Regions from separate parts of the Mus musculus genome. Here region 2 is linked to region 1. The links are chromatin loops, found by intact Hi-C in ENCODE. Cell type or tissue: left cerebral cortex. All regions are shown on one strand.

What was found. A loop is a pair of places that touch in the nucleus more often than their neighbours do. Peaks named below come from ENCODE experiments on the same cell type or tissue, not always from the same donor. Only the 100,000 strongest peaks of a DNase experiment are listed, where the experiment ranks them.
Region 2: it touches region 1 in a loop (9-fold over the local background); 2 of 42 quality-filtered maps call a loop at or near these places.

What each region holds. Positions count from the first base shown.
Region 1 is chr11:106,499,454-106,507,453 of GRCm38, reverse strand. Tex2 (testis expressed gene 2) reads left to right here. Exons shown (of 12, transcript NM_198292.3): 11 at 467-587; 12 at 3,736-5,315. The coding sequence ends at 3,858. Gm36220 (predicted gene, 36220) reads right to left here and starts at 6,539. Exons shown (of 2, transcript NR_168513.1): 1 at 6,514-6,539; 2 at 6,243-6,321. Snord104 (small nucleolar RNA, C/D box 104) reads right to left here and starts at 6,463; the gene lies at 6,391-6,463. Gm22711 (a small nucleolar RNA gene) reads right to left here and starts at 6,209; the gene lies at 6,077-6,209. In left cerebral cortex, CTCF peaks have their summits at 1,048 and 3,996; DNase peaks (open chromatin) are centred at 3,984, 5,960 and 6,635; H3K4me3 peaks cover 1,895 bases; H3K27ac peaks cover 2,722 bases.
Region 2 is chr11:106,559,537-106,567,536 of GRCm38, reverse strand. It overlaps Tex2 (testis expressed gene 2), which reads left to right. Exons shown (of 12, transcript NM_198292.3): 2 at 1-572. Among named protein-coding and RNA genes, the nearest start is that of Tex2, 49 kb to the left of the region's middle. In left cerebral cortex, a CTCF peak has its summit at 755 (motif pointing right); DNase peaks (open chromatin) are centred at 3,076, 3,840, 4,721, 7,530 and 1 more place; H3K27ac peaks cover 3,612 bases.

The DNA of each region.
Region 1 (8,000 bases):
AAAAACATGACTTAGCACATGGTGAAGAAAAAGCAGTCTATAGACCTTCTCTGCCTGAGCTTGCTTATTACAGACCCTCTCGTAGAGACGCCATTCAGAAGGAGGCTGTGTCTTTCAAAAGTTGTGGCTTTTATAATGAGAACACCTTATTGCTATTAAAAATACAAAGAGAAAGGCCATTGCCATTTTAGGGAAAGAACCCTAAAGCAGTGCTCAGTTCCTAGCCTTCTGCAATTGATCTCGGCTTTTCTCCATTGTCAGCACTGTTCTGAATCCCTCCGAGCCCTGACACTGCCCAACAGACAGCGGCGTTCAGAGCTCACGTGTGCTGTGCTGAGTTAGGAATGTGGCAGTTCAGAACCGGAGGTCACTTAGTGATCAACCCTTGCCAGCAAGGGCTCTGTGGTGCCAGTGCTCGCCCACTTCCATTCTCTCCTTAAATGCTGTAACTGTCTTCTTCACAAAGGTATGGTTTCCGGAAGCCACCGTATGTGGAGCTGAAAGCTCGGCCAAAACTTGGAGAGAGAGAAGTGACTTTAGTTCACGTGACAGAGTGGATTGAGAAGAAACTGGAGCAGGAGCTTCAGGTAAAACTGCCCCGTGTTTCCCACAGAGCAAGGGCACTGGGTGGGATGGAAGGCCTAGATGTCATCCCAGGAGCAAAGACCTGTGTTCAAGCCTGGGCTTAGGATTTTAGGAATGGTTTCAAAGACCCTGAAACTTTTCCATGAAATAGACTCCAAAGAAACCCAGCAGATGTGTTTAAAGGCAGGATGATGGTGCCCAGTACCAGCAAGCCTGCAGAAACTGGCCAGGCTTTGCCTTTGGCCTGGATGAAGTCAGGAACTGGGCAGCCAGCAGCACCTAGCCGGTGGGCAGGAAAGATGCTCTCTGAGGCTGCTGCTTTACTTAGTTTAGTTAACATGCAAGGAAACGATGCCAGCAACAACTATCTTGGGAATCTTAAGTTCAGGTCTCCCTTAAATAACACCTAAGCCAGAGTTCAACCTCCAAACCTGCTTACTACATTCTGCCACCAGGGACAGTAGCGGTATCCCGGGCCTGGTATCCCGGGCCTGGTATGAGCTGTTTCGTTCAGATTTTGATCAGATTTTGTTTTGTTTTACTTGTGATGGGAATCAAACTCAGGGCCTGGCACTTGCTAAGCAAGCACTCTACCACTGAACCATCCTGCCCCACCCCAGTCACTTGATCCAATATTTAAAGGATGGCTGTCTTGAAATTTTATGGAAGCTAGGAGTAGGGGTGAATTCCTTTAATCCTGATACTTGAGACAAAGGCAGGCCAGATTGTTCTGCATACTGAGTTCCAGGACAGCCTGGAGAGATCCTGTTCAAAATTTAAAAAACAACAAAGTGGGGGCTATGAGATGGCTCAGTGGTTAAGAGCGCCGACTGCTCTTCAAAAGGTCCCGAGTTCAACTCCCAGCAACCACATGGTGGCTCGCAACCATCTGTAATAAGATCTGATGCCCTCTTCTGGAGTATCTGAGGACAGGTAAAGTGTAGTTACATATAATAAATAAATAAATAAATAAATAAATAAATAAATAAATAACAACAAGGAGTATCTGAGGACAGGTAAAGTGTAGTTACATATAATAAATAAATAAATAAATAACAACAAAGTACCTCAGAATTTATGGGTTAGCAAATGCTTTATTTACTTAGTCACGAATTTCCCTCTTTGAAGAATATTTGCATTCCTTTGCATTGGTATATTTTAAGTTTAGGGTGTGCATGCATGTGTGTATGCGTGTGTCATTCCTCGGGCACTGTCCACCTTGTATTTTGTAATAGGGTCTCTCATTGGTCTGGAACTGGACGAGAAGGTCTAGACTAGCAGGCTGTGAGCTCCAGGGATCTGACCGTCTCAGTCTTCCCAGCACTGGGATTGCCCAATCTCTGGGGTCTCAGTGATCAAACTCCTGGTCCTCAGGCTTGGAAGGAAAGCCCTTAAGTGAAAGAGTTGTCTCCCAGGCCTCACTTTCAGTTTTGTGTGTGTGTGTGTGTGTGTGTGTGTGTGTGTGTGTGTGTGTGTGTGGTGTGTGTGTGTGTGTGTGTGGTGTGTGTGGTGTGTGTGTGTGTAGGACAACCTGCAGTCAGTTCTCTTCCTCCATGAGGGTGCCAGTGGTTAAGCTTAGGTCTCAGACTCAGGATCCAGCACCTGCACCTGCCTAACCTTCCTCCTGGCCCTTTTTAAAAAACTATTACTTTTTTTTTTTTTCTCCTAGACAGGGTTTCTCTGTGTAGCCCTGGGTGTCCTGGAACTCACTTTGTAGGCCAGGCCGGCCTCAAATCCAGAAATCCACCTGCCTCTGCCACCCAAATGCTGGGATTAAAGGCATGCGCCACCACTGCCCGGTCAAAAGCTATTACTATTTAAAAGCTAGAGATTAAATATAACTAATAATTAGTTTCTGATAAAAGCCTACTATTTTCACCAGGTGGAAAAATACTTTAAACCTAGTTAGAGGTTTTGTGCCTTCAGGCTTTTCATGTTTCTTGTATCCTGTTATCATCTGGGCAGGTCACTATTTTGGGAGGTCTTAGACTACAGGGAGCAAAGGGAGGAGGGAGGAGACAGAGATTGACTGGTGCCTGGTCCTGGAGACAGTTGGAAAGCTGAAGGCTACTCACTGCTTCTGCATGCTTGCTTGTTTCTCTAAGAGTATTGCCAAAGCACAAATGCATTGTCAGAATCCATACACACAGTCACAGTGTGCAAAGAACAACCACCGCCGCACGCCTTTAATCCCAGCACTTGGGAGGCAGAGGCAGGTGGATTTCTGAGTTTGAGACCAGCCTGGTCTACAGAGTGAGTTCCAGGACAGCCAGGGCTACACAGAGAAACCCTGTCTCAAAAACTCTCCCCCCGCCCCTCCCCCCCCAAAAAACCAACTCAGCTTACATTTGTGCTAAGATTTAAAAGAATGAATTCACCTGGAATATATCATGGGCATGATTTTGAAGGAGTGCAGTTGCTAAGCCAGTTCTCCTGAATTAAGGTTGATGAACATTTCCTACATAGTTACTACATATATACATTGTTTATGAAACTGAGGGCTCTTATCTCAAAGCTGACACACCAGGTTCCTCCTGTATTTGTGCTCTGGTGTGGTTATTTGGCTCTTTATTTTTTGTCATTGTTTGGTTTTTCCAGACAAGGTTTCTCTGTGTAACAGGCATGGCTGCTCTGAAACCTACCCTGTAGATCAGGCTGGCCTTGAATGCATAGAGATCTGCTGCCTTCCCAAGTGCTGGGAAGTGTCTGCCACCCTGCCAGCTCCTTGGCTCTTTTTTTTTTTTTTTTGGCTCACTCACAATGGATGGTTTGGTTTCTGGGATTTGAACTCAGGACCTTCAGAAGAGCAGTTGGTGCTCTTAACCACTGAGCCATCTCTCCAGCCCTCCTTGGCTCTTTTTAAGTTCAAGAATGGAGGAGCTGGCCATTTAGTAACACAGGCCTGAGGATCTGAGTTCAAATATCCAACATCCACATAAAATCCCAGCTCGCTCGCCAGCCAGTCTAGTCATTGATTAGCTCTAAGTTCAGTGAAAGACTTTTGTCTCAATAAATAAGGTGGGAAGCAATTTAAGTCGACACATACAGAGACAGTATGATAGAACATACTTGGAATGTATAGGAAAATCGTTCATGTATGAAAGGAGGACGCTTGCCTGATGCATGCTCTCCTCTAATCTCTCCCTACAGAAAGTGTTTGTCATGCCAAACATGGATGACGTTTATATTCCTATAATGCACTCGGCCATGGACCCTCGCTCCACTTCCTGCCTCTTGAAAGAGCCACCTGTGGAGACCTCTGATCAGCTGTGATTGGTGAAGATGGGACATTCCCAGTATTATGAGACCTAGCTCAAGGTGTGGGATCTGTAGCTGCCATCTGTTCTGTGGGGGTGGCCTTTCCTGGTGCCACAGCTACTGTCTCTTAAAGGACTGCTTCCGCCCTCTGCCTGCTGGCCCATTCCACTGAGGTGTCATTCCCTGCATCTGGTGACTAGTATCTGGTTTGTCTGATGCAAAGCTTTGACTGGCAAAGGAGACTTGAACTATAATGGTAGAGCCAGAGTTACAGCTGACTCGCACCATGGCTTTTTTTTTTTTTTTTTAAGTCTACCAGGTTTTATGACAGCAAATGAGCACATTCAGAGCAAAGCTGTACAACTAGAAGGCTTCCCTTTGCCTTTTGACTCCTCCAAAGCTTTTCCTCAGGCAGCTGGTGCACAATGGAACATTTTTCCACTCTACACTTTGTACGCATGACTGCGGCCCTCCATCCTTGGAGAATGTCACTGTGGTAACCTGTGTGGAGTGTGGTTTTGTGAGCCATTTCATTGGTGGTAAAATAGGCATAGCAACTTTTTTCATATTAAATTGTGCATTTTGGAAGCAAGTAGCCATAGAACATACACACCCACACTTTCACTGGGGTGGGCTTCATGTGAACATCAGGCAAAGCCGTGAGATCAAACCATCCCAAAGACGTACAATCGCCTTGCTTTTCAACCAATCCTGACTCTTCTGAGACATGAGCGAGTGTGACAATGTCAAAACACTGTGCACAACGACCGATTGTCCCTCCCTGGTACTGATGGGACGGGGCCAGAAAGTGGGAGCCAAAGTGTTCTTTTCTGGTTTTTCTGTGTGCTGTAGGATGATCGAACGGGTTCGGGAGGTTTGTGGGCAGTCCCCTTCTCTGGTGGCCAAATGGACTTTCCTTTCTCCTCAGTGGCAAGCACTACATCCACACATGCACTTGTGACCTTTCTTTAATGTTGCCAACTTACGTTTGTGCATTTGTGTCAGAATGTTTAGTTTACAAACTCGGGGGCTCTAATTGTATAATTTGCTTTGAGGAGATCTACTAGGTTTTCTTGTTTGTTTAAAGCTGCATCCAATGTCAAAATTACCTTGAGTAACTTCTGATAATTTACTGTCTGTGGACAAAGCTAAGTTTTTTTTCTTAAACAGCACCTTGCTTGAAGATGACTTTAAAGAAATTAATATATTGAAAACTTATTTGAGTCTTTATTTTAATCATCCCATTAAAACATGACAAATTATTTGACCATTCCAGTCAGTGTACTGCTTTAATTTCTCCCATTTGCCTGTCAAGAGCCCACATGCCTTGTTCATTGGTCTTTCTCTGCAGTAACTAAAGGCAAGACTAGATAGACACACAATTGGAGACTGAACTTATTAAGCTTAAAATAATTTGGGAACTTAAAATCACTTGCATTGTCTCACAAAATAAATATTCATGTCAAACACCAGACAAGCATGTTATTTTTTAGAGAAACCCACAGGACCGTGAATGCAGAGACCCTCACAAGGCTAGTTTTAGCCACCTTTGCTAGCCTCCAGCACTGTAGAGGTGGGAACTAAAGAAATCCATTATTACTTCTTATGGAACCAGAGGGATAACCTTGTTTTCTAGAAAAACTGGTCAGTCTATGGAACCTGTCCCTTAAAGCTTCCTTTCTGTTTTAATCCAAAGTTTCATCTAACTACTTTGTTCTAATTGCTTACTAGTAAGCTCCAATTAAGCAACTTCACTCAGGAACACTAAGAAGCCTCTTTAAGCCGGGCGTGGTGCGGATTTCAGTTCGAGGACAGCCAGGGCTACACAGAGAAACCCTGTCTCGAAGCCCCCCTCCCCAAAAAGAAGCCTCTGTAATTCAGTTTCCTTCTAGGTCGGTGGTCTCAGTTATTCAAACACTGGGGACGCAACCTCTGGCATATCTGCACTCTGAGGCCTGACTTAATTAACAGCCTCTCCCCCCTTAAGGCTTCAGTCGCCCCAAAGCCCGTGTGCCAGATGGCATCCATTCACCTCCAGGGCTCCTCCCATTCCATTTTCCTGTAGGCAGGACATCTCAAGTACTGCCCACGCTTGGGGCAGGGACAAAGGACAGTACAGGACCTACTTTATCAAGTTATCACTCGGGCCAGTTACTCCAAAACCTAAGCCTATGGCCTGGGCCAACACCATCTGCCCTCGACTCCCGAAGTGCCGTGTAGTCGGCTGCTCTGAGCCTGTAGCTAGCGGTTAAAAGGGCCGCCCGCGAAGGGCAGGCGGCCCCAGTTATGCGCTAGCAGAGTGTTATGGCGCCGCAGCTTAACCCCCGGCACCACGAGAAGGTGGGCCGGGGGCTCAAAGGCAGCGCGTCGGCGACAGTGACACACAAGACACCAGCGGGGTTATTTAAACACTTTATTCAGAGGCTCGGGGAAAGGTGGTAGAAGTCCACGCTGTCTGCTGTCCTGCGCAGGGCAGACCTGAAAGAGAAGCGAAGGGTGAGGGTACGAAGTCGGCTGCGCCCGCCACCTCCCGCTGCCGGTGCGGTCGGCTCAGATTACGATTCGCATCACCCGGATCAGCAGTCTAACGCGTGCTATGTATGGAGTGTCATCATCGCCGGCCACCCAGCTCAAACCGTGCAGCCTCAGCTTCCTCAGAGAACACATTACCTTAGAGCAGTCCCCGTCGATAAGAGGCCGGAATGGACGTGTGGCCTTGTCTTAAAGAAAGCGTCCGGAAGTTATTGGGCGGGCTCCTGCAGTATTGACCAGTAGGAAGCCAGCTTTCTTGTCACGTGCTCAAGAGCGACGGTTCATTGGCTGGGCTTTCTGAGTCCTCCAGCGTGTAGATAGGTCCACCAACCATAGAGCTGGGACGAAACTGCGAGTTTCCAGCGTCTTGCTTTTTCGGGGAGACGGGGGGGGGGGGGGGGGGGGGGGGGGGGTGGGATCCCTACACCTAGGTTGATGTTGGGAAAAAGAACCGAAGTGCCTCTTGGGTTCAAAGGATCCGCAGCCGTAGGAGCAAAGACTGAATACGCGAGCGAATACTGATTTGATGAGGGGACCTTTCTGGTCCTCAGTTTGAGATTATCCTCCCTCGGCCTGGCTTCATGACTCATCTGTAATTCCAGCACCTGAAAGGCTTAAACGCCCAGTTTAAGATCTTTATTCTGTATATTGTGTGCTCGGTTGGAAAGGTGTGTGTTGTAAGCTGGCGAGGATGCAGAGCTTTGCTCCCAGTTATGTTTGGGAATAGAATGAGCAAACCATTTTTGAAAAAGGAGTTAAACAACTAACTTCTTGTAAACATCCACTTGCCAGGTGACCTGTTAATACCTGGGAGTTTACTCAAGAGAAATTAAGACCTGTACACACATAAAATCTCATGCATAATTGTAAATAGCATATTATTCAAAAGCAGTACCCCACAACTGAGAATATGCAAAGGCTCTTATGAGAAAATATAAATTTTGTTGTCTATACAACCAAATGCTATTTGACAAAATACAGTAATCCTTTGATAGGTTTAATGGTTGGAAGTTTCTAGAGGCCCACTGAGTCATCTCACCTGCTCCTTTTTTTATTCAGAGAATGTCTTGCTTGAGTAGACCAAACTGGTCTTGAATTCATAATCTTGCCTCAGCCTCCCTAAGTGCTGAAAATCAGGAATGTGCTCTACCCCATCAAAGAGATTTATCATTTTTGGCTTTATTAATATTCTCTGCTTTAATTGTCTGTTTTGTTTTGTTTTGTTTTTTTAAACTCCTTTCTGAAGAGTTACAGTTAGAGGTATGTACCACCACTCCTGGCTCCTCTAGTTTTGTTTGTTTGTTTTTTGGGTTTGTTTTTTTGTTTTTTTTTTTGTTTTTTCCTCCTAGTCAGGGTTTCTCTGAATAGCCCTGGCTGTCCTGGAACTCACTTTGTAGACCAGGCTGGCCTCGAACTCAGAAATCTGCCTGCCTCTGCCACCCAAATGCTGGGATTAAAGGCATGCGCCACCACGCCCAGTTTAGATTCTTAGATTATTAATGGAGACCTTTCTTCTTTTCTAACCGCCCATTAAAAACTATCCTTTTCACACTAAGGATTGCTTTAGCGGCATCCCACAGATTATATTTTGTCCTCATTTATTTAGGAGAATGATGTTAGCAGGG
Region 2 (8,000 bases), 60 kb before region 1:
ACGGCAGCGACTCCAACACCTCCAGGAGCGACCACCTGAAGCCCACTGAAGACGCCTCGAAGGAAGTGGAGCCCAAGGGTTCCCAGGCGAGTAGTCTGAAGGACTTAGGTCTGAAGACAAGTTCTCTGGTTCTTGAGAAGTGTTCTCTGTCTGCTTTAGTGAGCAAGGAGGATGAAGAGTTCTGTGAACTGTACACGGAGGACTTTGAGCTGGAGACTGAGGGCGAGGGGAGACTTGATAAGACCCTCGATCTCCCCCTCAAGCCAGAGGTGCTTGCCAGCGATGGCGTGGCTCTGGAGAGCGAGGATGAAGAGGACTCGGCCACCGAGCACCAGGAGTTACCTGTAAAGACGCTCGGCTTCTTTATAATGTGTGTCTACGCGTACCTCATCCTCCCACTCCCCTACTACATGAGTGGGCTCTTCCTGGGCGTCGGCCTCGGCTTCATGACTGCAGTCTGCATGATTTGGTTCTTTACACCACCAAGTGCTCACAAACACCACAAATCACTCAAAGCTCTGCGGCACCAGAGCACGAGATCCCTGGACATCAAGGAGCCCGAAATACTAAAGGTATGTAAGCCTCCCTCCGGCTAACGGCTGAGTGAGCTGATGGCTGAAGGTGTTCGAATCGGGGGTGTGTGTGTGTGAGTGTGTGTGTGCGCGCGCGTGCGTGTAAGATTTATTTATTTATTCATTTATTTAATATATGTGAGTACACTGTAGCTGTCTTCGGACACACCAGAAGGGGGCATCAGATCCCATTACAGATGGTTGTGAGCCACCATGTGGTTGCTGGGAATCAAACTCAGTACCTCTGGAAGAGCAGTCAGTGCTCTTAACCGCTGAGCCATCTCTGCAGCCCATTGGGGTGTTGCTAAGACTTTGGATATCTCTGTTGTCCAGGAACTCAAACAGCTCATCCGGAAGCCTGCTGTGTAGACCATGCTTGCCTACTTATCAGGCAGTTTTGAAGCTCTCCACGGCCCCAGAGAGCAGCGCTTCTGGCTAGTTCCTCTTAGGTCTGCCCTGCAATTTGCTCTATTTTGAGGATCTGTCATTGCTGAATATTGGGATTCTATATTCTTATTTTTCAGGCAGTCTCACTATGTAGCCCTGGCTGTCCTAGAATTTACTGTGTAGACCAGGCTAGCCTTGCACTCATAGAGATCTGCCTGCCTCTGCCTGCCAACTGCTGGAATAAAGGTGTGCGCCACCGTGCCTAGAAGTGTTATCTACCTGGAGATTCTGGCATCAGGCTCGATGCCAATGGAACTGCAGGAGAGGGCCAAGAGGAAAGAGACCAATTACTATCACTGATGGCGCCTGCTGCTAGCTTCTCTCTGTGCACAGTGAGACATGGGCTGAGAACAAAAATGTCATCTGTGAATGCCATGTGTCAGGCTTTGGGCCTCCTGGGGTGGGGCTCCTGAGATGATCTTTTGGAATGAATATATTAGAATTTCAAATTTCTTTTTTTTTTTTAAGTTATTTATTTATTTATTATTATTATTTTTTAAATTTATTTATTTATTACATGTAAGTACACTGTAGCTGTCCTCAGACTCTCCAGAAGAGGGAGTCAGATCTCATTCCGGGTGGTTGTGAGCCACCATGTGGTTGCTGGGATTTGAACTTCAGACCTTTGGAAAAGCAGTCGGGTGCTCTTACCCACTGAGCCATCTCACCAGCCCGAATTTCAAATTTCTATTTATTTCTCCATATTTACATTTTTCTGGCCGTTTTGTGTACTTCATAAGATTTTTAGCATAAAACTATGGTTGTAGGCCGGGCGTGGTGGCTCACGACTTTAATCCCAATCCTTGGGAGGCAGAGGCAGGTGGATTTCTGAGTTCGAGGACAGCCTGGTCTACAAAGTGAGTTCCAGGACAGCCAGGGCTACACAGAGAAACTCTGTCTCGAAAAACCAAAAAAACCAAACCAAACCAAAAAACTATGGTTGTCACCTGGCATATTGGTGGTGCTTGTCTGTGATCTCTGCCTTTGGAAGGCAGAGGCAGGCGGTCAGCCTGGTCTAGATAGTGATTTCCAGGATGCAGCTGTGTAATGAGACCATGGCAAAACAAAGCAAAACAACAGCAGGCAGTGGAGCTGGAGAGATACGGTTGAGAGCAGTGCAGCTCCTGCAGAAGGCTTGAGTTTTATGTCCCAGCACCAAGTCAGGCCACTTCACAGCTGCCCTTAACTTCAGCTCCAGAGGATCCCAGGTGTCTGTACACCCACCCACATATATGCACATAATTTTTAAAAATTTAAACTCTAAAAGTATAATTGTCATTGATACAGTTTCTGAGTTATTTGTATACATAGTTATATAGGGTATAGAATCAGGAACATTTAAAGGTCACTGCTATATAATAATTTTCAAGGATCCTCTGTTGGCATTAGGTATTTCCAGTTTTATACATGAGGAGGCAGGGACTCTGTTCATCCCATGTTTTTGAGCCCAGCGTGACACTCCTCCCTCTCCCCTTCCCCCCTTTTCCTGTGGCACATCTCTGCAGAAAAAGCCCACGTCTAGACTTTGAGAGCCCCTTGCTGCCCTTACAGGCGTTCAAGGTGGCTTCTGTTTTCTTGGAGTGGTTTTGAACGCTATTGATCATAAATAACTTTTAGCTCTCCTCAGGTTACAAGCTTATTTGGGCTCTGTTAAATTTCTAGATTTGTTTCCCCTCCCTTCTATCTAAGGAATATTCTGAAAATGACAACATGATCTCTCTTTATTGAGAACTAAAAAAACAAAAAACAAGAAAGGAAAGCTGTCGCTGCAGTGGATGGAGGGGCCCTCTCCAAATCTGTCTGTTGTTTTCTCGTCTCTTTACATTCTGTCCTTATTCCCAAGAGAAGCATGGGAAACTCAGAAAAGGTCCACGTCAGACATATCCTGGGCGTGTCATCTGGCTCTGGTCAGGTCTGGAGTGTAGTGTCTGCATCACACATGCAGACGCACCCGCTCTTTGTCACCTGTGTGCTCACGTGTGTTACAGCCTGACCTCTTCACGCTTCCCCACACAGTTGGCTGTGAGACGGTTTCTTTTTTGAAGGGAAGCTGGCGCTGGCTCCCGAGGATGTGACACCCTTAGTGTAGCATGATTATGTGGAGCAGAGCAAAAGTGACTCATGCCTGGTGGCCCCACTGTCGAAACAGTGATGCTGTTACCTCCTGATTTCCACGCTCTAAGTGGCCTAGTGCTAACTTTAGCCAAGAGAAAAAAAGATGCCTGTGTCAGTCCCAGAACTACTGACTGACGAAGATATTTGTCCTGGGAAGATTTTAACTTTAGGACAGACAGCCTCAGTGTTGATCTAGTCAACTGTGGGTTGACAGTTTACCCACTACCCAGAGGGTGCAACATTACAGTGCTATTTAAATGTCACGACAGTTGGCTTGTTTTTAATCCAGTGAGTGGAACAGTAAAGGCAGGGTGCTAGGTGTGGGAATATTGTCTTATTAGAATTGTATCACAACCCTGTTCAGTTCGGGTATGTGCTGGTGAGGGAAGGGAGGCCCAGAGGCTTTCCTTGTCCATGGCCATGCTGTCTAGTGGTATTTTAGCCAGTGTTCTATTGTTAGTGATGCAATACCCCAGGCTAGGTAATATAGAAAAGAGTGTCAGATTTAGTGGTACCCACTTGTAATTTCAGCGTCTGGGAGGCAGAGGCAGGATGCTTGCAAGTTTGAGGATAGCCTGGGCTGCGTTCTGAGACCCTGGCTCAGCAAAACAAAGAAAAGGTGTTATTTTTGCTCATGGTTCTAGCCCAAGTTGAGGGGTTTATCTGGTAAAGGCTGTCTTCCTGGCAAACTGTTGATGCACATGGGGAATCATGGCTGGTGACAGGGATACTGTGAACATATGTTCTCTGCCTTCCCTGTCTTTTTTCTTGGCTTCCACCTTGGTGGCAATGATGTTTAGAAAGGGGGACACCAGGTGCTAGAGAGGTGGCCCAGTAGTGGGTGTTCCTGCAGAGGACCCGGGTTCTGTTCCCAGACCGGCATGGCAACTCAGCCATTTGGAACTCCAGTCCCAGGGGATCTATTGCTCTCTTCTATCCTCTGAGGACAGATAACAGAGCAGAGGGGTGGTGGTGTGCCCAGTTTGCCAAGCCCTGTCATAGGTATAATGAGTTCTTTCCTGCAGCATGCCTGCTTAGATGTCTAGATCTGCAAGTGACATCTTGCAGCCTTCCATACTCTGCTGGGTGAGTTGACTTACACAGGCCTCTAAAATGAAAGGGCCTTGGCCTGGCAGCTTCCGTCTCACCTGATTGGACTTCCTAGCCGGAGTCACATGCTGATTGTCTGGCTTGTGTTTTTTGTGCTTCTTGAAGGCAGAGAGGTTGGGCTCATCAGCTTGTCCTTGTATCCCCAGTTCCTGCTGTGTGGTAGGCATGCGATAAATAACTGTTGGATGCATGCTTGGGTCCATGAGGAAGAGTTTAACCAGTGGATCAGTATTCGTTCCTATTTCTGTTCCTGAGACTGACTATGTGACAGAAGCAACCAGAGGGAGGAAGGATTTGTTGTAGGGTGTTGTCCATCATGGAGAGGAAGTGTTTGGTTTGGTTCATGGTGGCAGGAGCATGTGATCACACAGCAGCACACAGGAAACAGAACTTGTGCTAGAAGTGGATGGGGCCAGGCTGTGAGCGGAAAGGCTGGTCCCAAAGGCCTACACCAGCCAGCTAAGCCCAAGTCCTCTTCTGCTGCCAGCTCTACGACTGTGATGTGATCCAGGAGCCAGACACTGGTTTCTTTATAAAATGGGCCTGTTGCCATGGTTTGATCATGGTTTGCTCCCATCGAAATGCAGGCTGAAATGGAATTTTCAGTGTAACTGTGTTGAGATAATTAGAAGCTGGGCATGACAACATATGCCTGTAGTTCTAGCACTTAAAGCCCTAGGGAGGTGTAAGCAAGCAGATCTCTGAGCTCTAGGCCAGCCTGGTCTATAGAGCAAGTTCCAGAACAGCCAGGGCTAAAGATCATTCTAAATACATAAAGGCCAGTTTAGAATACAGGGAGTCCTGTAGTTCATACCTGTAACTCCATCACTTAAGAGGCAGAGAGGTAGGAAGTTCAAGGCCAACCTGGGCTACATAGAGAGTTCTAGGCCAACCTAGACCAACTTGAAGACTTTGTCTCAAAGAGGGGGAAAAGGTGATTGGATCATGAGAGCTCCATCGTCATGCTAGGTTGGGTGTAGCTTCTGTAAGAGTGGGCTAGTTATCAGGAGAGCAGGTTGCTCGGAAGCCAGCAGCTTCGCTGTCCCTGTGTCTCTTGAGCAGGTGTGTGTCTTTTTCAGAGCCTGTCCTCCCTTTCTCCCTTACTCTCGGGTGGAACAGCACACCCTTCCCTGCCTGGAAGCTGAAGGCGAGTGACATGATCTTGGACTCTATTTACTTCTGCAATTGAATAAATTTGTTCTTTAAAAAGTTCCCTGGTACAGCCGCCCTGTGATCCCAGCTGCTTAGGCTAAGGTTAGAGGATTCAACTTCAAGGCCTACTTGGGCTACAAAGTTAATTTGAGGTTTATCTTTTTTTTTTTTTTTTTTTTTTTAGATTTATTTATTTATTTATTATATGTAAGTACACTGTAGCTGTCTTCAGACACTCCAGAAGAGGGAATCAGATCTCGTGATCGGATGGTTGTGAGCCACCATGTGGTTGCTGGGATTTGAACTCCTGACCTTCGGAAGAGCAGTCGGGTGCTCTTACCCACTGAGCCATCTCACCAGCCCCAATTTGAGGTTTATCTTGATAATGTAGTGAGAAAAAGACCTGTATGCCAGAGGGTCCTAGGCTCAACCTCCAATACCACCAATAACAAACAATAGGACGAATAAACAAATTATGCAGATTGAATATCTTGTTAATAATTACCAAAACAGACTAAGACATCTGTGAACCTGTGTCTGGTGAGTAGAAATATCTACTTTTGAATAGTTTGATTTGAACTATGAATGAGCTGATTTGTGTTTTCTGTGTATGTGATACTAACTGGCTTCTGTAGAAGATGAGTATATAAATCTTGAGCACAAGTATGAAAACTTAAGACACTCCCCAGCCTCCCATAGGTCATGGTACCTGGCAGCAACATTAAGATCTCTACAGACAGGGACGGGCAACTTCTTGACATTGCAAAAGGATTTTGTCATCTACAAATGGGTTTGAGCCCCACTCACAGCTATCCTGGGACACACGCCCTCGGGGCTATGGGTTGGACGCACCTATAAGCCACTTCCACCTGTGAACCATGAACCAGCTGAACTGGAGCTGAGTTGCCTTCAACTGTTTTAGCACTTGCCTGCCTGAGGCGTGAGGACACAAGTTCAAGGCCAGCTTGGGCTACCTTGGGAAACTCAGTCTCAACAAAAACTTAACAGACTATTGGACTAAAACAGATGTTTTTCAGCTCCTCCGGGGTCATGGAGGTTGTCACTGACAGAAGGAAGTGACTTAGGAAATGCCCAGAGCCTTCGTAGGACAGGGTGTAGCTCCATTATCGGCCCTGTGAGCAATTTAAGGAAGAAGTATCCCTTCTCTCTGGTTTCTCTGTGAGAAGGAGACAAAAAGACGCTCTGTGCCTTCTCTGGGTAAATTTTGAGTCACATATACACCATTGACATTTGTATTCAAGCAAGGTGCTGAAGGGCCAATGAGCTGGTGAGCATGTAAGATCATGCGCTGCCAAGCCTGACAGCTTGGAGTCCACATGGCAGAGTGGGAGAACCAGCCCCTGCAAGTTGTCTTCTGACTTCCATGTGTGCACCTGGTTCTTCACATGCACGTATACACACGTACACAATAAATTAGCATGTTTAGTCACACAGAGACCATGGTGCTGTGACAGTGAGCTTGGGGTCACTAATCCAAAAGGGCCAATCTGCAGCCAAGTGGTAGCTATTGTCAAAGTGACTGTGACTGTGTAGGACCACAATATGCCACCATTAGCTCCTAGCCCGACTGGTCATCAGCCATACTGACTGGAGCACAAGAATTCCTTTGCCTCTGTGGGATCCATGAATTGTCACTAACGCTACAGAACTCCCTGGACCAGAGCACGCTTGTTTTAAAATATGGGAATCAGGCAAGTGAGGAGCAGCCAGTAAGAGCAGGGCTGCCTTGGGCACCCAGCCCAGCGGCACCTAAGCATGAAGGCAAGAGCCACTACCAGACTTGAAACCTGGTGGGCTGAGTGAGTGAGGCAGCTCAGGGCAGCTTCCATGTGCTATAGGCACCAAGAGTCACAGTGCAGGTCCCCTCTTTTGCATATGCTTCTGGAGTGGCCAGCTAGATGTCCTGGCTGGAAGCCCTAGTGATGAGAGTGTCAGGACCTGGAAGCCTGATGCCCGTCGTTCACCCTTAGGATGGCTACTGAGCATTCCTAACCAAACGGGATGCCCTCCTCCTCTGAGCATGCCCTGTCCCTGGCCAGGAGCACATTTCATTCAGCTCCACTTTGTGTGCCAGCTCTCCCACTTGTTTATAATGAAGAACTTCCTCAAGATTCCGTAAGGTTCTCGGATTTATGCTGGAGTGTGACTCAGATGCAGTTTTGAGTTATATGTATGAGCAAGTTCTTATCTGACATAAATTACCAACATGCAGAGCGGTAGGATGTCGCTTCCAGAGGGAAAGCTGTTAGAAGCTTGGCTAAAATTATATCCATGCCTTTGCAAAGATTAATGAAGATGACTTTTGGAAAATCTTTCTTTGGGTGAGTTACATATAATAAAAGGGACAGATCATTTTAGTAATTAGGTTCCCTAAAATATAGGCTTGGGTTTTGATATATAAAAGAATAATTTTGAGAGCCTTGAACAATGGTTCTTGCCTGTAATCCCAACACTCATGAGGCAGGAAAACCAGGAGTTCAGGGCCAGCTTTAGCTACATCGCAGCTAAAGGCCAGCCTGGGCTATATTAGACCCTGTCTTAAAAACAAAAGTCAAATTATAACAACAAACACCAAGAGAAATT